2 separate regions of the Homo sapiens genome follow, and region 1 is linked to region 2. The links are chromatin contacts, found by Hi-C or POLR2A ChIA-PET in ENCODE. All regions are on one chromosome and are shown on one strand. The core of a region is the stretch at or near the end of the contact, and the rest is flanking DNA. Distances in the headings are between cores, read along the strand shown.

Region 1 (3,921 bases), core at 603-3,102, 240 kb before region 2:
GCTTAATAAATTGCATGCAGTAGATTTCAGGCCTTGAGAAAATCTTAACACTAGCTAATATGACCAGCACTAACAAAATTTCTTGGAGCTTATAATAACAAAAAAAGCTCATTGACGGATTCCCACTTTTATTCCTGCCCCCCTTTTCCACTTAGCCTTAAATTTTTTTTAATAAGAAATTTTTATTAACAAAAACAACAACAAAAAAAAAACAGAGTGAAGCACTTCACAAGATCTTGCCCAGTTTATTTTTTTAATCTGTAATAATGAGCATAACAGTTCAGCAATGGAATACTCACTCCAACAAAATCTCCAGATCTTTACATCCTGAGTCTGCGAGGGCTGGACACATGCCCTTGCTAATTATCAACCTTCTGAAACAGCTCAAGACATGGGATTAAAAACTGCTGTGGAATTTGAACTCACGGACATTCATCTGAGTCAGCTACTCTGAACTCGCATCTACTATAAGGACCTGAGCATTTCCTTCTCCCGTTTCCTCAGGACCTGCTCGGGGGTGTTCAGGGGAAGGTTGTCACAAACATACTTGCAATAAAAATAATCAAACAAATGGAGAGCATGTCTATTTCCGGAATTAGATTCTTTTGATAGTGAAGGAATCAAATGGGATAAGGGGCAGGGAGAAGTCAGGTAAGTCCAATATTACTATGTCCACATGCTTAAATTTCACTCCTCGGGGGCTTATTGTCCCTAACAATGGCCCTTTTAGCTATGGAATACGGGGAATGACTAACCTTTTTCTAGCCTGTCAGTGAGAACTACCACTATATATTGGTAAGTATTTCCGTACAAAATTCACTTGGAAAGGATATTGTTTCAAGCCTGGACAAAGCTCATATTGTCATGTTCCAGTTCCAGTTATTTTAGGCAAGGAAGGGGAATTTCCACTGCTCCCTACAATCAGTTTTGAGCACTTAGCTCTGAGTAATAACTTCCTTGTAATCTGTCAGAGCCCAAGTTATTTAACAGAGGAAAGAAAAAATCCCCTGATACTATGCATGAAATTCTTAGCCAAGCAAGCCACTTTAAGAATACATCAATTAGCTCAGGCAGGAGTAAAGACGTGACCTCATCCAATGGAGAGAATGCAAGCAACTTGATTCTAAAAGGAAGAAATGAAATGAGTCAATGCAAATTCCCAGATAGGATACAAAACTAAGAGTCATTTAATGTCAGTGTTGATGATAATAGTAGCTCCCATTCATAGCATACTTATCATAGGCCAAGCACTAGCCCATCCAAACCCCTTATTGCCCTGGTCCTATTAAAACTATTTAAGTTTTATTTTCAAGAGTCAACTAATGTATGCTAAATAAATAATAGTACAGGTGGCAACAGATATGGCAAAAATCCAAAGTAATATGCAAATGACAACTGGGAAACATTAACTGAACAATACCATTTCTATAAATACATAACAAATACACCATCATAACAAAGAAAGTAAATAAAATTACCGTGTATTGAAATTGGAGTTTAATTAAGTGCCAGCCATTTTATAAGCATTAACTCTAAGCCTCACAAAAGCCCTAAGAATTGGGAAGTATTGCTATTCCCATTTTACAGACATGGAAAATAAGGCTTATATTGCTAAGTCATTGGTTCAAGGTCACATGGCTAAAGTGGCAGAGCTGGGATTCAATCCCACTCTCGCCAGATGCCAGAACCCAGGCAGATGTTACTGTGGCATTATTGGCACTTGTGTCAAGCCCGGTGAGGGATTTCAGCAACCCTCAGTCTGGATGGTACCACACACTCCTCCAGGCAAAGGAAACGCCCACAGGCCACTGAAAAAAGAAGCCACTTCCTGTCCCTGCAAAGAGAGAACATCACCATCCTTGAGTCAGGTTCCTCACCATCTCTGGGCTCAGCCTCTCAGCTAAACAATTTATCTTTGGAGTGACAGGTGATGACTTAGTCACCCTGGCTCTGCCCTTCTCCCGTTTCCTATAAACCAGCTGTGTTTCACGGGTGATTTAGAGCATAACCACAGAACACATAGGCTTTTATGGAACAAGCAATAATTGGGCACTGCAGAGAAGCTGTCATGCCCCCCTCACCCATCCCCCCACCCCATTGGCAGAGCTAACAGCTCCCAGCTGCTCTCATTCAGCAGCACAGAAGCCAATTCACCTGGGAGATTATCTCCTCACTCTTAATGAGGCCAGCCTACAGCCAGTAACTGACTGTTCCAGGCCATGAAAGGCCAGCGCCTTTGCTTCAACATGAGCTAATGCTGGGGTGCAGTATCTGCTCCCGATACACGCAATGTATATCCCCAAGGCATCAGGCTGAAGCTAGACTCCAGTTCACAAAAACCTCTGCTTCGCTCCTTCTCCCACCGTGTCCTGCTTCCTTGGTTCCCACTCCCATGGGAGCCTTCCCTCACTAAACCACTGCCCCCAACCCCCATCCCCAGTGCTGCTTTCAAACCCAAAACACCACCCACCATGTGCCACCATGATGGGTACTGGAGACGTGTGTTAACTAAGTGGGATTTTTGAACTTCAGGAGCTCATACTAGTGAAGGAAACAGTTACATAAACCCAATAGAATAGGGTAAGAACTATAATAAAATGTGCATTCTTTTTACTCTTTCTCTTATTTTAGTACCTCTGTGCACCCAGGCCTATGATAAGCATTATTCAGACATTGTTCCATTTGATTCTGAGAACAAACCCATGAGGGAGGCACTGCAATTAACCCTTTTCATGGACAAAAAAAAACCCCAAGTGTTCACAAAGGTTAATTAACTAGCCGTTAAGTGTAGAGATGGTACTTGAACCCATTCTCTTTAAATTTCCTCGCTCTTTTACAGGGCGTCTTTCCCGCTTCTTGAGATCAGCCGTCAGCAAACCATGCTCCCTAGGCACTGCCTGTTTCTGCAAATAAAGTTTTATTAAAACACAGCCACACACATTATTTACCCATGTCTATGACTGCATTTAGTCTACGAAGGCAGAGGTGAGCGGTTGACACAGAGCCTGGAGGGTCTGCAAAGCTGAAAATATCTACGTCTCCCTTTTTATGGCTACAGGAGTAGCCAGCCCTCCTCTATTTGATGAGCTTCTGTTCTTCTTCAGCCTCAGAAAAAGAGAAACCAGGAATTTTCTTCCGTCCAAATCGAGGTTCTCCATCAACTGCTGCCTATAGTGGAGCCTGTGCTCCCTTTGCCCTGAGTCTGGGAGAACCTTACTCATTCACTAAGCTCCGGTGCAGCACTTGCTGGAGGACAAATTCACATTATCTGATTGGCCTGTGTTCCTCTTGCTGTTTCACCTACCGACACGTTAAAAGGAATTCTATCATTTCCTCAACGGATTATTCCTGTCGAGAACCACAACAAGGAAGCTTCCTCTTGAGATTTCAGCCTGGAATCCTCATTGTTCAAAGATATGCCATTACCTTTTAAATCATCCCCCGAGAAGTTCCTCTTCTAGCCTTTTATTTATGGAATTTCAATGCTTGGAAATGGTGATCACCTCCTCCCAGGGTTTTCTGCCACATGGCTTTCATACTTGAGCTCTTTTCATCTTTTCCCGTAAGTTAATCACTTCTTAATTGTGTTCTGTTGCCCAGTCTTTGAACTGTTGTCCAATCTGTTTGCATGCTGGGGTGATTACAATACAATGAGTATCATGAGCCTGACTGAGTCCATCCAGGACCAAATGGCCAGCTGAGAATAGCCAACAGGCTATTCTGTTTCTGAAGGCTTCTTCCTGTCACCAGAATGTTCTGGATGTGTTATTCATAGCTTGAACTAGCTCTGTTTTTGTTTTTTATTTTGGGGGGTTTTTGGGGTTTTTTGTTGTTGTTGTTGAGGCGGAGTCTCACTCTGTCACCAGGCTGGAGTGCAGTGGCGAGATCTCAGCTCATTGCAACCTCCACCTCCCAGGTTCA
Region 2 (3,951 bases), core at 134-2,633:
AAATAGAATACAAAAATAAAAACATCTCTCTTCTACCCTCATTGTAATCTTTTTCCTCTTTTCAAAATCTTTTAAACAAAATGCCTCTTTACTGTGAAATCTGTTCTATTGATTTGTTTTCATAAAAGATCTCTCTCCTAAAGAAAGGAAAAGCCATCTTTGATCTGACTTGACAAAAAGATCTAATCAAACAATAAAATCTATGAAGGAAAAAAAAGAAAAAGAAGCAAGCTTCTTTGAGCCACATCAAATATATGAAAGAGAAAATACTTCATTTAAATGCTAAAAACTAACACAAAACAGCTTGAAATGTAATAACCTCTCCTGAATAAGTGAAACCACATGTTGATCTGACATGAGTTTCTAAGACACAATTAAAGGTCACTTCGTGTACAAACATCTCATTCGGAAGTGAGAAGCTTGAATTGCTGTCAGTATTTTTGGCCACCACGGGGCAGGTGCTCCCACCTGGCACAAACCATATAGACGCCCCCAGAGGGAATGAAGGTGATACTCCACATACTGGAAGCTTCAAATCTAGCCGCGCCAGGAAATGTTCAGCCCTGGATTTCAGCTGTTTCTCCCTTGATGTCCTAACAGAGAGGACTAACTAAATGTGAGAATCCTTGTTGTTTTAGGAAGCCCATGGAAGTGGCTTTACTTAAAAAACTAAAGGCTTCCTTTCTGCTCTGTCTGTCTTTATGACCCACCAGGGTCCTAGGAGAGAAGACATTAGGGTGTTGCAGCCACAGAGTCACATTTGGAAACGTCTTCCAGCAGCTGGGATGTTTCAATTCAAGACTCTTTAAGGGAACACAGGGTATTTGGAAAGTGACTTTAAAATGCCCTGGCCTCCAGGCCTATCTCCTCTTACCAAATCCCTTTAAGAAAGGATGTGCTGGGGAAAGACTTCAAAGTGTTTCAAAAGGGAAATCACATCTTGAAAGCTTTTCTCAGAATGAGAAAGAAACACATTATTTGATTTGAAAGAGAAGTAAATCTTAAGCAGCAATGAAGGAGGATCAAAGAATAGGTTCATGTGAACTTAAGAAGTGATCCTTTCCAGCGGAACGTGACTTTACTCTTTCCGATGCCCTCAACGCATTTTGGGGATTGTAAGTTTACTCGAGAATCAAAATAAAGAGGCGAGCCAGCGTTCCAGAAAATCACGTGGTCTCCCCCGCCCCCCAATCTATTTTACAGCCCTCTCCAGCTTCGAACTCGCGCCAGGCTGTGCGCACCGACTTTGCGCTGGCGGCGTGGACGCTGCGGCCACTCGCGGGCGGCGTGGACGCTGCGGCCACTCGCGCGGCTGTTGTTGTTGCTGCTGCGTGGAGGCACGCCGCTCCTTGCACACGCGGGGCAATTCTCCGGTTGGGGAAGGAGGAAAATGGCTGAGAAAAGGACCTAAGAAAGCCTTCAGGGTGGGCCCCCATTTCTTCCTGCCCCGCCCACACCCTGCCACACTCTCCCGCCGTCCCCTCCCCACCCCCCCTTGTTCTTTGGACCTGACCGATGAAAAATTCAACTAATACCTAAATAGATTCTTCTTGCAAAAAAGTAAAATCTCAAAGCAAAACAAAACAAAACAAAAATTTGTTAGGGGAGAAATCATCTGTGAGGTGCCCTTTCCATTCTAGCTCCCTCTCCCCTCTCCGTTTCCCTAAATGTTATTCTCTATCGATAGACATAGAGATGTGGATATTACCTGTAGATAGATATTTTAAAATTGTATTTATTTCTTAAAGACACTTCCATAATCTAATATACAAAGGAATTCATAAACTTAAGAGCGGAAGTTGTCACATAAATAAAAAACAACCAATACTTTTTGATCAGTAAAATCACTGATTCGGCTGGGCGCGGTGGCTCACGCCTGTAATCCCAGCACTTTGGGAGGCCAAGGCGGGCCGATTATGAGGTCAGGAGATGGAGACCATCCTGGCTAACAGGGTGAAACAAACCCCGTCTAAACTAAAAATACAAAAAATTAGCCGGGCGGGGCGCCTGTAGTCCCAGCTACTCGGCAAGCTGAGGCAGGAGAATGGCGTGAACCCGGGAGGCGGAGCTTGCAGTGAGCCGAGATTGCGCCACTGTACCCCAGTCTGGGCGACGGGGTCTCCGTCTCAAAAAAAAAAAAAAAAATCACTCATTCTTTGTAAAGTCCAATAAAATTAAGTTTAAGTCCATTGGTAAGAATGAGTAAGAAAAACAAGAGGGAATGTACTTATAAACAACATCAAGAATAAAAGTAGATACATAATTACACATACGGGGCCGGGCAAGGTGGCTCACACCTGTCATCTCAGGACCTTGGGAGGCCGAAGTGGGCGGATCACTTGAGGTTAGGAGTTCCAGAACAGCCTAGCCAACATGGCGAAACCCCATCTCTATTAAAAATACAAAAATTAGCCGGGCGTGGTGGCACATGCCTGTAATTTTACACCGAGCTACTCAGGAGGCTGAGGCATGGGAATCCCTTGAGCGTTGCAGTGAGTCGAGATCACACCACTGCACTCCAGTCTGGGCGACAGAGCAAGACTCTGTCTGAAATAATAATAATAATAGTAATTACACATACAGAGCAACCTTTTGAAATTTTAAGTGACTGTTTTCTACAGCTGTGTACTGTTTGGCTTGAAAACCTAGCTTTGTCTAAGGAAAAAAACCGAATTACCAAAATCAACCCAATCCAGGTGCTGTATTTACACCTGAAAGTATTGCTTTTCTTTACCTGCTTGCTTGATGTAATATATATTAAATAGCCACTGTGGAAAATCACGGGAAATTTTAATATTTTCCTCAGAAGCTTGTTAGTTAATCCAACTCTAACCCGGAGAAAGTTGCTGCATTAACAGTTTCTCAACAGACAAAAAATGGCCACGAAAACAATGGCTAGTCTTTATTTGGGGCTTACTCTACACCAAACATACACATTAGCATATTTGGCCTCCGTAATGCCGCTTAAGGTTTGATACCATTGCTATACCCATTTTACAGATGGCAAAACTGAAGTGTGAAGAGGTACCCAAGATCACACAGCTTTGAGGGGCAGAATGGGGATCCCAATGGAGAAAAGCTGTGACTGTTTAAAGTGTCATTCAAAGACTACATTACATCATAGGAGAATCCAGCTATAACTTCCCTTATCACATTTTAACTGGGAACCGCATAATTGTGCCATGAATAGTGCACCTATCTTACATAGATGGTCTTTAGCAAGAGCGTGAATTTAAAGTAGGAAAAACATTAAATGCCCTCAAGAAAGATGACTAAAAGATTTGAAGAAACTGAGGGAGTGTCAGCTAGGGTAAGGTTTACTTAATTGGAGATTTAGGGGATAAGTATAAAAAGAAAGTGTTAGCCTATACCTGGCACCCCAGAAACATCGATGTAGTTTAGCTATCCAGATCATTATATTAGTGTCAGGATTAATCTATTTCTCCCTACTTTTAATTTTTTTAAATTTCTTTTCTTCTTTCTTCCTTCTCCTTCCCCCTTCTTTCTTCCCATATCAAAAGGACTAAATGTTAATCCACTCAAAAGACCTGATTGGCTATAAATACCATATTTGCATTCCAAAAGAAAAGAATTATTGTGCCACAGCTATTGAGGGTAGGTAATGAGGATCTCAGTCCTCCTAAGCTCCTCTCCTCCTCACCTCTCTGCCCCCTCCCATCTCAAGCAGCTGTTTGCTCTCCCTTTCCCCTGCCTCCCCCATCATCCAGAGGAAGCACATGTGGAAGAAATTCATGGAGTCCTGAGCTCAAAGTCATTGAGGTCTATTTCAGTGAATATTATAGAATATAACACGAATATTACAGATTGTTAAGTCTCCAATTGTTCTACGTGGTTGCAGACCCCTCCTGGCTGGAATCCAGGTTCCACTTTTTTTTGTATATGGACATTCCTATTTGTTCATGGAGAAAGTTTTAAAATACTCTAGTAACC

The links. Hi-C counts contacts between places; a loop is a spot of excess contacts on that map. ChIA-PET counts read pairs that join two places held with the same protein, here RNA polymerase II (POLR2A). Pooled maps may share reads with other maps.
Region 1: a pooled map shows a loop between it and region 2 (4-fold over the local background). The contact joins two enhancer-like sites. A Hi-C loop is called at or near these places in 15 of 37 single-sample maps with no recorded cell type and 10 of 50 pooled maps. POLR2A ChIA-PET finds 5 or more read pairs at or near these places in 11 of 52 experiments (A549, AG04449, CD4-positive, alpha-beta T cell and 8 more).

Annotation. Positions count from the first base shown.
Region 1 is chr20:53,897,767-53,901,687 of GRCh38, reverse strand. No RefSeq gene overlaps it. Among named protein-coding and RNA genes, the nearest start is that of BCAS1-AS1, 16 kb to the left of the region's middle. Within about 2 kb of position 1,852, at least 19 of the 41 ENCODE cell types and tissues checked have a DNase peak (open chromatin) inside an H3K27ac peak, as active enhancers do; they include GM12878 and OCI-LY7, where a contact is called at or near this core.
Region 2 is chr20:53,657,628-53,661,578 of GRCh38, reverse strand. No RefSeq gene overlaps it. Among named protein-coding and RNA genes, the nearest start is that of ZNF217, 66 kb to the right of the region's middle. RefSeq lists enhancers at 258-317, 1,238-1,297, 1,308-1,367. Within about 2 kb of position 1,383, at least 19 of the 41 ENCODE cell types and tissues checked have a DNase peak (open chromatin) inside an H3K27ac peak, as active enhancers do; they include GM12878 and OCI-LY7, where a contact is called at or near this core.